Regions from separate parts of the Homo sapiens genome. Here region 1 is linked to region 2. Evidence: chromatin loops called from intact Hi-C (ENCODE). Cell type or tissue: PC-9. All regions are shown on one strand.

The links. Peaks named below come from ENCODE experiments on the same cell type or tissue, not always from the same donor. Only the 100,000 strongest peaks of a DNase experiment are listed, where the experiment ranks them.
Region 1: a loop joins it to region 2, with 6 times the contacts of the local background. A loop is called at or near these places in 69 of 110 quality-filtered maps.

The regions. Positions count from the first base shown.
Region 1 is chr3:183,117,643-183,125,642 of GRCh38, reverse strand. It overlaps LAMP3 (lysosomal associated membrane protein 3), which reads left to right. Exons shown (of 6, transcript NM_014398.4): 6 at 1,429-3,428. The coding sequence ends at 1,562. Among named protein-coding and RNA genes, the nearest start is that of MCCC1, 22 kb to the right of the region's middle. In PC-9, CTCF peaks have their summits at 2,904 and 3,111 (motif pointing left); DNase peaks (open chromatin) are centred at 1,652 and 3,222.
Region 2 is chr3:183,181,537-183,189,536 of GRCh38, reverse strand. All of the region lies in intron 27 of MCF2L2 (MCF.2 cell line derived transforming sequence-like 2), which reads left to right. Among named protein-coding and RNA genes, the nearest start is that of LAMP3, 23 kb to the right of the region's middle. In PC-9, CTCF peaks have their summits at 168, 420 (motif pointing right) and 4,755 (motif pointing left); DNase peaks (open chromatin) are centred at 3,636 and 4,746; H3K27ac peaks cover 1,210 bases.

The DNA.
Region 1 (8,000 bases), 64 kb after region 2:
AATTTTAACAATTTCTTCTGATTGCTATCTCCATAACTCTAAAAAATAAAAGCTTATCATGATAGTTCCTAATTGATCCATTTTAGACTTCCTGCTATAGCACATAAAGATTTGTGGTTACACAACTATTTTTGGGTAAATCAGTAAGGTATTAAGGCACACATTATTATAGTTTTATAAATATTGTCTGCTGTCAAGCCAAATCGTGTACTACAATCACAGTTTCTTTCTTGTCCAAATTTTCTTTTTCCTGGAATCTTTAATTAATTGCCACTCTGTCTTCTCTGACCTCTTCTGATACTTTTTTTCTCAGATCTCAGGTACACTGAATTGGGTTGATGGTGATCCTTGGTTCAGGACATAATTTCAGTGTTAGTTCGTACAATGACCTCACACATGTATCTTTTTAGCTATAATGACTAAGACATGGTTCTTCATTTATTTGCTCTTTTCTCCCAGTCTCTTCATTAGAGTATTCTATCAACTTCCCCTTTTACCCCAGACCCCTCCGTCTTTCCTCGGTTGAGATTTATTAGTCTCTGACCCAATCAATTACATTAAATGAATTGAGTAAGCGTTTTCTAATGGTATAAAGAAAAAACAGTCTTGATAAGTTTGTAAACTCTCACTTTTAAGCTCTCATAAATAATTTGGTCTGTTTTCTAATATTAGCTAAAAGTAATACAATAGAACCTTAGGAGTGACAAAAATGTTTTATAAAGTGGATAAAAATCATGTTTCTCAAGAGATCATCTGTAATCTGGTCACTGGTCACACAAATGTTTTTTGTTTGTTTGTTTGTTTGTTTTTGAGATGGAGTTTCGCTCTTGTTGCCCAGGCTGGAGTGCAATGGTGTGATCTCGGCTCACCGCAACCTCTGCCTCCCGGGTTCAAGCAATTCTCCTGCCTCAGCCTCCCGAGTAGCTGGGATTACAGGCATGTGCCACCACGCCCGGCTAATTTTGTATTCTTAGTAGAGATGGGGTTTCTCCATGTTGGTCAGGCTGGTCTCAAACTCACGACATCAGATGATCCGCCCGCCTCGGCCTCCCAAAGTGCTGGGATTACAGGCGTGAGCCACTGTGCCCGGCTGGTCTCTTTTATGTAAGCATATCCCACTTAGCAGGGAGTATGCCTGGAGTGACTTCTTACTCAGTTCAGGAAATAAGGATTATGATTATTGAATGTTAATTACTAAGAAAATATGGTTATTTAATCTTCTGACAGTCTTACATATTATTTGCTTACTTTATAAATTAGGAAATTGCAAGGGTAAATTACCTGCCCAAGGTCACAAAGCTAGTTAATGGTGGAGTTAAAAGTCAAGCTTTGTTTGATGCCAAAGCTCATCTTCTTTCCCCTCTAGCCTGCTTTCTGGACTGCATCACCAAACCTTACCCACTGTATTGTATTTGTTTTCTCTCTTAGTGGATGAGTGCTCGTCTGACTACACAATTGTGCTTCCTGTGATTGGGGCCATCGTGGTTGGTCTCTGCCTTATGGGTATGGGTGTCTATAAAATCCGCCTAAGGTGTCAATCATCTGGATACCAGAGAATCTAATTGTTGCCCGGGGGGAATGAAAATAATGGAATTTAGAGAACTCTTTCATCCCTTCCAGGATGGATGTTGGGAAATTCCCTCAGAGTGTGGGTCCTTCAAACAATGTAAACCACCATCTTCTATTCAAATGAAGTGAGTCATGTGTGATTTAAGTTCAGGCAGCACATCAATTTCTAAATACTTTTTGTTTATTTTATGAAAGATATAGTGAGCTGTTTATTTTCTAGTTTCCTTTAGAATATTTTAGCCACTCAAAGTCAACATTTGAGATATGTTGAATTAACATAATATATGTAAAGTAGAATAAGCCTTCAAATTATAAACCAAGGGTCAATTGTAACTAATACTACTGTGTGTGCATTGAAGATTTTATTTTACCCTTGATCTTAACAAAGCCTTTGCTTTGTTATCAAATGGACTTTCAGTGCTTTTACTATCTGTGTTTTATGGTTTCATGTAACATACATATTCCTGGTGTAGCACTTAACTCCTTTTCCACTTTAAATTTGTTTTTGTTTTTTGAGACGGAGTTTCACTCTTGTCACCCAGGCTGGAGTACAGTGGCACGATCTCGGCTTATGGCAACCTCCGCCTCCCGGGTTCAAGTGATTCTCCTGCTTCAGCTTCCCGAGTAGCTGGGATTACAGGCACACACTACCACGCCTGGCTAATTTTTGTATTTTTATTATAGACGGGGTTTCACCATGTTGGCCAGACTGGTCTTGAACTCTTGACCTCAGGTGATCCACCCACCTCAGCCTCCCAAAGTGCTGGGATTACAGGCATGAGCCATTGCGCCCGGCCTTAAATGTTTTTTTTAATCATCAAAAAGAACAACATATCTCAGGTTGTCTAAGTGTTTTTATGTAAAACCAACAAAAAGAACAAATCAGCTTATATTTTTTATCTTGATGACTCCTGCTCCAGAATCGCTAGACTAAGAATTAGGTGGCTACAGATGGTAGAACTAAACAATAAGCAAGAGACAATAATAATGGCCCTTAATTATTAACAAAGTGCCAGAGTCTAGGCTAAGCACTTTATCTATATCTCATTTCATTCTCACAACTTATAGGTGAATGAGTAAACTGAGACTTAAGGGAACTGAATCACTTAAATGTCACCTGGCTAACTGATGGCAGAGCCAGAGCTTGAATTCATGTTGGTCTGACATCAAGGTCTTTGGTCTTCTCCCTACACCAAGTTACCTACAAGAACAATGACACCACACTCTGCCTGAAGGCTCACACCTCATACCAGCATACGCTCACCTTACAGGGAAATGGGTTTATCCAGGATCATGAGACATTAGGGTAGATGAAAGGAGAGCTTTGCAGATAACAAAATAGCCTATCCTTAATAAATCCTCCACTCTCTGGAAGGAGACTGAGGGGCTTTGTAAAACATTAGTCAGTTGCTCATTTTTATGGGATTGCTTAGCTGGGCTGTAAAGATGAAGGCATCAAATAAACTCAAAGTATTTTTAAATTTTTTTGATAATAGAGAAACTTCGCTAACCAACTGTTCTTTCTTGAGTGTATAGCCCCATCTTGTGGTAACTTGCTGCTTCTGCACTTCATATCCATATTTCCTATTGTTCACTTTATTCTGTAGAGCAGCCTGCCAAGAATTTTATTTCTGCTGTTTTTTTTGCTGCTAAAGAAAGGAACTAAGTCAGGATGTTAACAGAAAAGTCCACATAACCCTAGAATTCTTAGTCAAGGAATAATTCAAGTCAGCCTAGAGACCATGTTGACTTTCCTCATGTGTTTCCTTATGACTCAGTAAGTTGGCAAGGTCCTGACTTTAGTCTTAATAAAACATTGAATTGTAGTAAAGGTTTTTGTAATAAAAACTTACTTTGGAGATTTGTGCATGTCATTTATTTTTTATGATTCATTTTTGTGCTGTATAAATTTTGTTTACAATCATCTTAGGTTTTTGCTCCGATCAATAAGTTAAATCATCTTTCTATAATTTGTTTCATTCTATTCTCCATTGCCACATTATCACTTGGTAGGAATTCCTGAGAAGATAAACCACATTAAAGTTACATATGAAATGTCTCAACTCTTAGCTTAGACTGACTGCATTACTAGTTTGCTTAAATGTCGCCACGTTTGTTCATTCATTCATTTGATCAGCATTGATAAGGATTTGCTAAATGCCAGATACTCTTGTAGGAGCTGAGATAAATAAGAGGTCCTATATTAGTTACCCATAGTGATCTGAGAGAAAGAGAGAGAGGGCTGGGAGCGGTGGCTGACACCTGTAATCCCAGCACTTTGGGAGGCCGAGGCAGTCAGGTCACGAGGTCAGGAGTTTGAGACCAACCTGGCCAATATGGTGAAACTCCGTCTCTACTAAAAGTACAAACAAATTAGCTGGGCATGGTGGTGTGCACCTGTAGTCCCAGCTACTCGGGAGGCTGAGGCAGAAGAATCGCTTGATCCCGGGAGACAGAGGTTGCAGTGAGCCGAGATCATGCCACTGCACTCCAGCCTGGGCGACAGAGCGAGACTCCATCTCAAAAAAAAAGAGAGAGAGAGAGACTGACCAAGATGAAAGCCGTCATATTTTTATAACCTAATCACAGAAGAAACATACTATCGCATGTCTGTTTATGGTTCACACAAACCATCTCTGGTACACTGTGGAAGGGGACTACACAAGGGCTCGAATATCAGATTTTAGTCCATTCTGTGCCATTATCACAGAATACCACAGATTTTTTGATAACTTACAAGCAATAGAAGTTGATTTGGTCATGGTTCTGGAGCCTGGGAAGTCCAAGATGGAAGGGCCAAATCTGATGTGCATCTTCTTGCTGCCTTGTAACATGGTAAAAGGCATCACATGGTGCGAGGACACAGAAGAGAGAGCAAGAGGGGGCCCCACACTTGTAATAATAGCATTAATCCATCCACGAGGGCAGAGCCATCATGACCCCACTGCCTCTTAAAGGTCCCGCTTCTCAACACTGTTGCATTGTAGATTAAGTTTCCAACATATGGTTTGGGGGACACCTTCCAACCACAGCGCCGGGAGAGGGAGGAACCCCTGGAGGCAGCGTGGATGCTGCCTACCTCAGGTGCCTACTGTCAAGGTGAACATTGTGGAATTCGTGGTTTACTTTTTGGAGGGAACTTCAGTAAATAAATTCCAGTATATATACTAAGATAAGTGGATTAATAGGAACATATACAAGGGATGATGAGAGCAAGGCCCTTTCCAGCCTGCTTCCAACCCTGCCCCAGGTGTAGCACCTCCTCAGGAGCACAGCCTCCCAATCCCTGGTGATGAAGGTCCATTGACCACAGGGTCTGGTGTTGACCCATTGGTCTACAGCACTGACGTCACGGCTTCACCTTCCTAAAAGAAAGTAGCCAGGATGGCTCCAGCCCCTACCCAATCTGCCCCACCTTTGTTCTTCTCACACTTTTCTTGCTTTGTAAGGTCCTAGATCCCCCCTCTGGACTCCTGTTTGGGGCTCTAAGCTTGAAGGCCAAGAAGGTCTGAGGACACAAATACATGAGCCACTCCTTCCTGACCCGGGTCTTGGTTCTCTAGGATGATTTGCTGTGAGGTTTCCCTCTGCCCACTAAGTAAAAGGAATATAAACTATAAAAAGAATGGAAGAAGAATCTCTGCCAATGAAAAAAGAGTTTCATTTTATAATACTCCAGCCCCTCGCTCATCAACAAGTCCCTTCACCCCACCTTAGTGCCTCCAAGAGATGCCAATTTTGGTCAAGTGTTGGCAGGCATAAATAAGAGATGTTTAGGCCAGGTGCCATGGCTCACACCTGTAACCCTAGCACTTTGGGAGGCTGAGGCAGTTGGATCACCTGAGGTCAGGAGTTTGAGACCAGCCTGGCCAATGTTGTGAAACCCCATCTCTGCTAAAAATATAAAAATTAGCCAGGCATGGTGGTGGGCACCTGTAATCCCAGCTGTCTGGGAGGCTGAGGCAGGAGAATCATTTGAACCTGGGAGGTGAGGTTGCAGTGAGCCAAGATCGTAGGACTGCCCTCCAGCCTGGGCAACAGAGTGAGACTCTGTCTCAAAAAAAAAAAAAAAAAAAAAAAAAAAAAGAGATGTTTTATTTTGTTTTTAACTTAACTAGTTTTATATTAAGACCAAGATTGACTAAAGATAAAATTGTGAAATAAATTCTGTTATCAAAATTATAAAATCTCTTTTGCTTTCCAGATATTCCCTCATGCTGTCCTGGCAAACTTTCTTCTTAAGTGCTCATGTATTCTTCTAACTTCCTCATACCTCCACCAGCCCCACCACCCCACCCCAACATGCTTTGGCTGACCCCAACAATGTTATTCACTCACTCAATTCCATTTTTTTTTTAAACGGAGTCTCACTCTGTCACCCAGGCTGGAGTACAACGGCACAATCTCGGCTCACTGCAACCTCTGTCTCCTGGGTTCAAGCAATTCTCCTGCCTCAGCCTCCTGAGTAGCTGGGATTACAGGTGTGCACCACCATGGCCAGCTAATTTTTGTATTTTTAGTAGAGACGGGGTTTCACCATGTTGGCCAGGGTAGTCTCAAACTCCTGACCTCAGGTGATCCACCCTCCTCAGCCTCCCAAAGTGCTGGGATTACAGGGTCGAGCCACCGTGCACAGCCATTTTTTAAATTTTTTATTTTATTTTATTTTATTTTGAGACAGGGTCTCGCTCTGTCACCCAGGCTGGAATGCAGTGGTGTGATCACGGCTTACAGTAGCTTCAACTTCCCAGGCTCCAGCGATCCTCCCACCTCAGCCTCGAAGGTAGCTGGGACTACAGGTGCGTGCTATCACACCCAGCTAATTTTTAATTTTTTTTTTTGTAGATACGTGGTCTTGCTATGTTGCGCCAGCTGGTCTAAATTTCTGGGCTCAAATGATCCACTCACCTCTGCCTCCCAAAATGCTGGGATTACAGGCATGAAGCACCAATCCTGGCTCATTATCATGTGTTAGTAACCCATTGTGGAGTCGTCTTTTATCCCTCCCAAGGCCACGTGCATTTTGTCAAAAGACATTACCTTAATCCAAAGGCATAAAGCTTCGACTAAGTGCAATGGCTCACACCTGTAATCCCAGCACTTTGGGAGGCCAAGGGAAGCAGATCATTTGAGGCCAGGAGTTCGAGATCAGCCTGGCCAATATGGCAAAACCCCATCTCCACTAAAAATACAAAAATTGGCTGGGCATGGTGACACGCACCTGTAGTCCCATCTATTCGGGAGTCTGGGGCATGAGAATTGCTTGAACCCAGGGAGCGGAGGTTACAGTGAGTTGAGATAGCGCCACTGCACTCCAGCCTGGGTGACAGAGTGAGACTCTGTCTCAACATCGACAACAAAACAAAGGCATAAAGTTTTATGTGTGAGGTTTTAGGCCTGAGCACAAGATTAGCAAGAGGAATCTTTCAAGGCAGCAGGATCTCCTGGCCTCCATCTATTCTCACCACCTGCCAGGAGTCCCTACCCACACTTCCTGTTAAGATAGCTCTGATTATAAGCTTGTTCTATACTCACCTGCCTCTGTAGCTTCACTAGCTATTGGATGGACACTTTTAATTGGACAGTTTTAAAAGACATTACCGGCTGGGCGCGGTGGCTCACACCTGTAATCCCAGCACTTTTGGAGGCGGAGGCGGGTGGATCGCAAGGTCAAGAGATCGAGACTATCCTGGCCAACATGGGGAAACCCCGTCTCTACTAAAAATAAAAAAATTAGCTGGGTGTGGTGGTGCACACCTGTAGTCCCAGCTACTCGGGAGGCTGGGGCAGGAAAATCTCTTGAAACCAGGAGGCGGAGGTTGCAGTGAGCCAAGATAGTGCCACTGCACTCCAGCCTGACAACAGAGTGAGACTGTCTCAAAAAAAAAAAGTCAGCCAGGCATGGTGGTGCACACCTGTAATCCCAGCTACTCAGTAGGCTGAGGCAGGAGAATTGCTTGAACCTGGCAGGCGGAGGTTGCAGTGAGGCAAGATAGTGCCACTGCACTCCAGCCTGGGTGACAGAGCGAGACTCCATCTCAAAAAAAAAGAGAGAGAGCTATTGCCACGTTTGCCCCAAAGCCACAAGCATCTTCCACAGGCAGCTCCCAGACAATGACTGAGCATGCAGGGATACTAAGGTGAAACCATTCCCGGGACACATTGTCCTCATCTGACAGCTGACTTTGGCTTGAGAACTTCTCAACTGCCAGAACTTCCCCAGACTGCACGGCAGAAATGCTTCTGCCCAGTGCTCTTTCCCTTTCTCCTTCATGCAAGTTCAAGCTGGCATCATGGTCTGAAAACTCTCCAGCACCTTGGCTCCCTCACCATTTTCTCCCACAGACTTTTCACCTGATAAAGTCTGGCATGGTTAATCCCATCTTGGCATCTTTTTCTTTAAAGTCCCAGACTAACGTAAGTGGTGCTGA
Region 2 (8,000 bases):
GGCTGGGGGAAGGGAAGAAGGTGAGATTCACTTAAGACGGTTCCCAGTCCCCTAAGACTATGCGGAAGCCTCAGATGAGGCATACAAGGCAATGTTTGCCCTTTCCAAGATCTGTCCCCACCTCCCTTCCTGAACCCTTTCAGAATAATAACTAGGATCAAATGACAACATGACCTGACTGGAGAAGGGGCACACAGGCCTGTGGGGGTTAACTCAAAATGTGAGAGTCTTTGAACTGTGCTTTAATGCCCCCTAAAGAAGGTGCATAGCAGAAGTCCAGTTAGTGCACTTCCTCTTAGGCACCCCAGTGCCTGCACCATGGGCTCGGAAATGGAGAAGCCTTGGTAGCAGAATTGAACCCAGCAGTGCTCGGCCCCAGCAGTGAGGGCTCCATGTCTTCAAGACTGCTCTAGCTGCTACCACTTTTAAATGTCCGACATGCCAGCAGAGGTCAGTGCTGAGCCCCCAGTTTGGTACTGTCCCTTGAGAAGACAAGTTGATTTTACCAGACCCCTTCAGGTTAGAAAGTACAGTGTGTGATCAATCATAAGCGTTGCTTTTTTTTTTTGCGATAGAGTTTCACACTTGTCGCTCAGGCTGGAGTGCAACGGCACCATCAGGGATCACTGCAACCTCCACCTCCTGGGTGCAAGTGATTCTCCTGCCTCAGCCTTCCGAGTAGCTGGGATTACAGGCTCATGCCACACCCAGCTAATTTTTGAATTTTTAGTAGAGGAGACAGGGTTTCACCATGTTGACCAGGCTGGTCTTGAACTCCTGACCTCTAGTGATCCATCCCCCTCTGCCTCCCAGAGTGCTGGGATCACAGGCATGAGCCAGCGCGCCAGGCTGTATAACACTGCTTTGATCAGGGGACTCAGTATGGCAAAAGAGAATCAGCCATAGACGTGATCACAGGACAGAGTCTTACCACTGCATTCAGAAGCTGGTGCCTGACAGAGTAGTGGGACAGCCTCTTGAGAGTGAGGCGGGGCAGCAGTTTGGACATGGCACTGCGGGGATGGAGTGCTGTCCCTCAGGATGCAGCATACAACTGAACCAATGGCTGTATTATGGTGAAGTGCCCCCAAGAGGCAGAGTATATGAATCTGGGAGCCAAGAAGTCAAATGAGTTGTGACCTTGCCCATCATGACTCTAGTGATGAACACGGGGACATTGTTTTCTCCCCATGTCTCCAACTTTAACCTCAGTGGGTCTCAACAAGGGAGATGCTTCCACTAGGGAACACAGCAAGAATCCTACTTAACTCAATCTGTGGCTGCCACCTGCCACTGCAGTTGGTCCTTGGCTGTGCTTTGTCATCATTCCCTCCTACTCATTCTAGACATCCCTCTCCCCATCAGGCACTTCTACTGGTGGCATGTATAGTGGGGGTCCTAGACTCTTATCAGGCTATGGTTCTTGGACTTGGCCATCATAGTTACAGCTGGGCATGGGAGTATTGCGAGATGTCCTAGTGGATCACCTGAGCATCAGACATGTCCCTCTCGGCCTTTGTTAAGCAGCAGCCCTACCTCCTCACCACGACTAGGACCCGTTTCTCCTTCCACTATGGTAACTGCTCTCTTTGCCTGCTGGTCTATTGACATGAGGAGAAAGGGAAAGGATTCCACGTGCCAGCTGGGATGGGGTCTGGGTAGGGGAAGGGAAGAAGGTAAGATTCAGTAAGGACCTACACAACTTCCAGATGGGACAGTCAGCAGACAGGTGGGTGTGCTGTTTACTGGCAGCTTACAGTAAAAATAAAGGGCTGGGCGCGGTGGCTCACGCCTGTAATCCCAGCACTTTGGGAGGCCGAGGCGGGAGGATCAGGAGGTCAAGAGATTGAGACCATCTTGGCCAACATGGTGAAACCCCGTCTCTACTAAAAATACAAAAATTGGCTGGGCGTGGTGGCGCATGCCTGTCGTCCCAGCTACTCGGGAGGCTGAGGCAGGAGAATCACTTGGACTCAGGAAGCGGAGGTTGCAGTGAGCTGAGATGATGCCACTGCACTCCAGCCTGGAAACAGAGCAAGACTCCATCCAAAAATAAAAAAATAATAAAATAATAAAAAAAATAAAGGTTATAAGCTAAGACTGTTTTACTGACTTGGATGGTGCTGAAAATTTTTAATTCTGAATTCACTTTGCCTCTGATTTGCAAAGTTCTGGCCATGTGAAAGACATAAAAATGAGAATAACTGTTGTACCTCAGAGCTAACAGAGGAAGAACCTGTCTGCCAGCCTTACTACAGGTCCCTCGTCGGGTACCTCAGGGTCTCCAAGGGGGCCTAGGAGCTATCCGGTATAGCACGTCATGGTTGTTTCTTTGCCAATTTTTGTGGCATTTCCTTTTGGGCCTAGATAATTTAGTTACTTTCATTATCTTTTTTTTTGTGTTATTCAAACTTATTGGGGCACTCTAGTATTTCAATGAAGAAAATAAGTTCTAGCAAACAGCCCTCTCTGGAGAGATGGTGGGTTATTTTACATATCTGACCAATTGGTTTTAACTATTTTAAGTTTCCTTTTCTGATTATTAAAGGAGTACACATGTAGAATGTCAGGAATTTAGAAAATACAGGAAAGTACAAATAAAAATACAAATCCAACATAACCAGATATAATCACCATTAATATCTTCTTGCAGACGTTGTCTATAGAAATGCATGATTTGGTCAGTTGTGGTGGCTCATGCCTGTAATCCCAACACTTTGGGAAGCCAAAGCAGGAGGATCACTTGATATCCAGGAGCTTGAGACCAGCCTGGGCAATATCGCAAGACCCCATCTCCACAAAAACTTTTGAGACGGAGTTTCACTCTTGTTGCCCAGGCTGGAGTGCAATGGCACGAACTTGGCTCACTGCAACCTCCACCTCCCAGGTTCAATTGATTCTCCTGCTTCAGTCTCCCGAGTAGCTGGGATTACAGGTGCCCACCACCACACCTCGCTAATTTTTGTGTTTTTAGTAGAGACGGCAGTTTCACCATTGTGGCCAGGCTGGTCTCAAACTCCTGACCTCAGGTGATCCGCTTGCCTCGGCCTCCCAAAGTGCTGAGATTTACAGGCATGAGCCACTGCACTGGACCTACAAAAAATTTTTTTTAAAAATTAGCTGGGCATGGTGGTGGGTGTCTGTAATCCTAGCTATTTGGCAGGCCAAGGTGAAAGGATTGCTTGAGCTCAGGAGGTTGAGGCTGCCGTAAGCCATGATTGTACCACCGCACCTCTCCTGGGCAAGAGTAAGGCCCCATTGCAAAACAAAGATATGCATGATTTTTTTTAAATGGAGCCATACTAAAATTGGGGTGACCTTATATTTTAATCTTATTGGAAATTTTCCATTAAAATTCTGATGAAATGGGCAAGGCTTTGACTGAACCAAACTAGACGTATTGGCTTGCCCTTCCCTCCTGCCACTCATCTTTGGGCTTATTCCAATCCAGAACATTTGAGGGCAGCTGGTGGCTGAGCTGGGAGGTAAAGCTAGGTTATAAAGTTTCTTTGACCTACAGCCCCTCCCTCCCCCAAGCTTCCAGCAGCTCTGAAAGTCTAAGACAGCCAGCTCAGACTGCCTTAGGAGCTGGCAGGGACTTTGACAACAGAAATGCACGGGAAAAAAAAAATGTGCCCTGAGAATGTCAACATGTGGAATCTGAAAGCAATTAATTAGATGTTCTCAAGAATGATTCACTTCCTCTTAGCCAAAGATAGGCTTGCAAATGAAATAGACGTTTCAGCTATAGACCAGCCTAAGATATCCACGTTTATACTCTGGGCCACCAAGCAAAATATTGTAACCGAGCCTAGTACCCCTGGAAACATTTTGGAACTCTCTCCTGTTGGGAGCTCTGGAGAGCTACTGGGATGGATCAGACAGAATGTGACACCATGTATTAAATCCTAGAAGACAGAGAGGGGAAATTGGTTAGCAGCACACACAACACAATGATGAAGGGCTCAAACTCAGGTCTCAAAGACCCAGCCTCAAGTGCAGCTCCATCTCTTTGGATGGATTCTATAGCCTGTCTGTGCTTAAGTTCTTTTTATCATTCATTTTACAAAATGGAGATAATACTGTACAGTCTTGCCATGAGGATTAAATGAGATGAAGCCCTTAGGCTTGCGCCTAGATCTCTGAAAGCATGGAATTGTTAGCAGTTAGTTACCCCCTGGTTCTTCCAAGTGAAAGGAAGGAAAGCCCAGGGGGTTTAGGCATTGCTTTTAAGCAGCTCACCACTTCCCACCCCCAAGTGAAAATGATATCCTTTAGTTCATGTGATAGAGATGGTCCTTAAAAAGTTGTGCATAATTGGCCAAGCGCGGTGGCTTACGCCTGTAATCCCAGCACTTTGGAAGGCCAAGGTGGGCGGATCACGTGGTCAGGAGATCGAGACCATCCTGGCCAACATGGTGAAACCCTGTCTCTACTGATATTACAAAAAAATTAGCTGGGCATGGTGGCATGCGCCTGTAGTCCCCAGCTACTCAGGAGGCTGAGGCAGGAGAATCACTTGAACCCGGGAGGCGGAGGTTGCAGTGAGCCGAGATCGTGTCACTGCACTCCAGCCTGGCAATAGAGCGAGACTCCGTCTCAAAAAAAAAAAAGAAAAAGAAAAAAAAAGTTGTGCATTGAGAAAAATCTAGTTTGAAAGACAATAAAAATAGAATTTGCCCATTTAATATCTATGGATTGAGAGCTACCGCTGAACCAGCAGGATCTACAATGGTCTCTTTGTGCCATCCACTGGACAGTAAGGGAAACACCATGATTTTGTCTTCAAAGTCTATAATTTACCAAAAATATGTATGCTGGTGAGAATAATTTCAGCTCATTACTAGGTTCACTTGTTAATAAATTTCATTCCATTTGTTTAAGCAAAATAAAAAAGCTTAGAATTCTAAGCACTAAATGTGAACACTAGATTTCCTAAACCATTCAGCTTATCTGATATGCACCAGAAAGATTGTCGACTAAGGGTTTCAAAAGAGAATACTCTCACCAGTCCTTATCTGCAGGAATTCTCATCGCCCACCTTTCCCATTCTTGTCCTTCTCCACCAATACTCCTTATGCTTATCTGATACATAGACTGAGAGTGCCCCAGAGACTCAGGGTGTATCTGCTCCAACACACCACTAGATCTTGGCTGGGACAAAAGTCGTTCCATTCATTTTCCAAGAATACAACTATCACTTAGAATTTTGCTATAATCAGCTGGGCATGGTGGCTCACGCCTGTAATCTCACACTTTGGGAGGCCAAGGCAGGTGGATCACCTGAGATCAAGAGTTCGAGACCAGCCTGACCAATATGGTGAAACCCTGTCTCTACTAAAAATACAAAAATTAGCCAGGCATAGTGGCATGTGCCTGTAGTCCCAGCTACTCTGGAGGCTGAGACAGGAGAATTGCTTGAACCCGGGAGAAGGAGGTTGCTGTGAGCCAAGATCACGCCACTGCACTCCAGCCTGGGCGACAGAGCGAGACCCCTGTCTCAAAAACAAACAAAAAAACAAAACAAAACAAAACAGTTTTGCTATAATCAGATTGAATATTTGTCAAGAGCCTGTGTGTTTGGCATGGTTTTTCTGAGGGGTGTGTGTGTGTGTGTGTTTGCTCTGTTTCTTTTTAAAGCCATTTATTATCCTTATAATGTTTCTTTCCCTGAGTGTTTATGAGGATGAGACAATGGCAGACAAACCTCCCTGAAATGTAAGTAATAATAGCACACCTGGAGTGCCCAGAGCTGTTTTGAGACCCTCTCTTTAGTATTATTGTAATTGCTATACACAATAATCATAACAGGTACTATTTGTTGAATTCCTATGATGTACCAGGCATTTTTCTTTATCAGAAGATTTGCTAATCCTCATACCAAGACTGCAAAATCGATGTTATTATCTCCATTTTAGAGATAAGGAAGCTGATGCTCAAGAGGTTAAGTGATGTATCCAAGATCACACAGCTAGTGAGTGACAGAGTGAGAATCAGGTCTGACTGCCCTCAGGTCTGACTGACTCCAGAGCACCTTCTCCTGCCATGGGGCAATGGGCCTCTCAGTTGTTCCCTCACATGCCTGTGACTGGCCAGATCCTGAGTCTGAGATTTTGGGGTCCCCTCAGTGCTGCCAGCTCCTTAGTGCCTAAGACTCTTAGGGCCTCAGAGCCCATGACCAGTGAATCCAGCAGGGGATTAAATATGCAGATGATGTAAGACAGCAAAAGTCAGCCCAGGAGGTGGGCATGATGGCTCACATCTGTAATCCCAGCACTGTGGGAGGCTGAGGTGGGCAGATCAGTTGAGCTCAGGAGTTCAAGACCAGCCTGGCCAACATGGTAAAACCCCATCTCTACCAAAAAATACAAAAATTAGCTGGGTGTGGTGGCATGTGCCTGTGGTCCCAGCTACTCAGGAGGCTGATGTGGGAGGATCAGTTCAACCCAGGAAGTCAAGGCTGCAGTGAGCCGTGATCACACAACTGCACTCCAACCTGGGTGACAAGCCAGACTCTGTCTCCAAAATAAATAAATAAAAGCCCAGGGCTGGGACTGGAAGGCCTGGGTGAGGAAGGGAACATGATCTCTAGGAGTCAGGACACCCCGGTCCTGGCCCTGACTCAGCTCCCACAGGGCCTTAAGCCAGTCCCCACAAGGCACACAGCCTGGTGGTCAATTACCATCCCTGGCGGGGCACCCTGTGAGCCGCACTTTCCTCCGCAGAGAACCAGGGGCTTTGCCTGCAGGATGCTCTCTAAGGTTTTCTGGTTCTGAGAATTCTGAGTTTCTTCCAGGAGCCCTGGGGGATACCTGGTGAATAGGTTACTGTCTCTGCTGGCAGGAACCCGGGGCCTGGAGGGAGACAGGCGAGGGCACACCCAGAGCAGCTGCAGTTTGTCTCAGGAGAGACGTGTCACCCAAGGGCTTGGATGAGACTCCCCCACCTCCGCAGCCCCCCCTCCTGCTTTGTCTCCTAGGATAGAACAAAGCATGATAGGATGAGGTGGGACAGATGAGGACTTCACACACTCTAAGGGTAAATATTGTTCCGTCCGCTTGTGTTTGAATTGTATAAATGTGTTTCTGCGTGTATGCTGTGTTAGGGGGTAAAATTTGCATCTCCCTGAGGTTGCACTCTAAGGTGTATGGAAAACCTGGCTCTAGACTAAACCAGGCCCCCCGTGGTGCTCCAGGCATCCCCACCCTCACCTGTGGCACCCGGAGCTCCTGCTGTCACTGGCCCAGGTGGGTCCTGTGTCTTTCTCTGCGTTGTCAGGGCCTGCGCTGACAGTCCCCCACAGGGAGGTGGAATCTGGGGTTGACAGCACTGGGAGGATCCTTCCTCTTTCCACGTTCAGGCAAATCCTCGCCTGGAGGCAGGGAATGGGCTAGAGGAAACAGTTGACTGTTTCAGATGACCCTGAAACAGTTGAGTCCAGGGTCTGAGAGCCCCTCTGTGCCCAGCGCTGTGCCCCCTTCCCTTCCCCGCTTCCCTGCAGGGCCCGCGAGAGCAGGGAAAGCAGCTGCCAGCTCCAGGCAGTCATTTTACCCCAGGTGCCACTTACCCTGCAGAGGGGCTGGAACCAACTAATCATTTTACCTGGAGGTACCACTTACCCTGCGGAGGGGCTAGAGCTTGTCAGGTTTTTCAGTTCCTGTGTCGCCTCCCAGCCCTGCCCACCCCAGGCTGTGGCTGCCTATGGCTGACGAAGGCTCCTGAGCCAGGCCCAACCGCCAGCCTCCCAGTGGGTGGCTCTATGGTCCCTAGCAGCCCTGGCATCATCCGGGGCACAGAGGCCATGGACCCTGGAGACACAGCCCTTCCTATTCATGCAGGGGATGGTCAAGGGCATGGCTCCCTCTGTCCCTCTATCCCTCCATCACAGAACTTTCAGCAAGACAATCATTCTTCCATTCTCACTGCTTGCTCCTGGCATAAGGGGACCCCAGGGCTGGATGACTTCTCTAAAGAGGAGTCTTGGGTTTCCTTAGATGCTC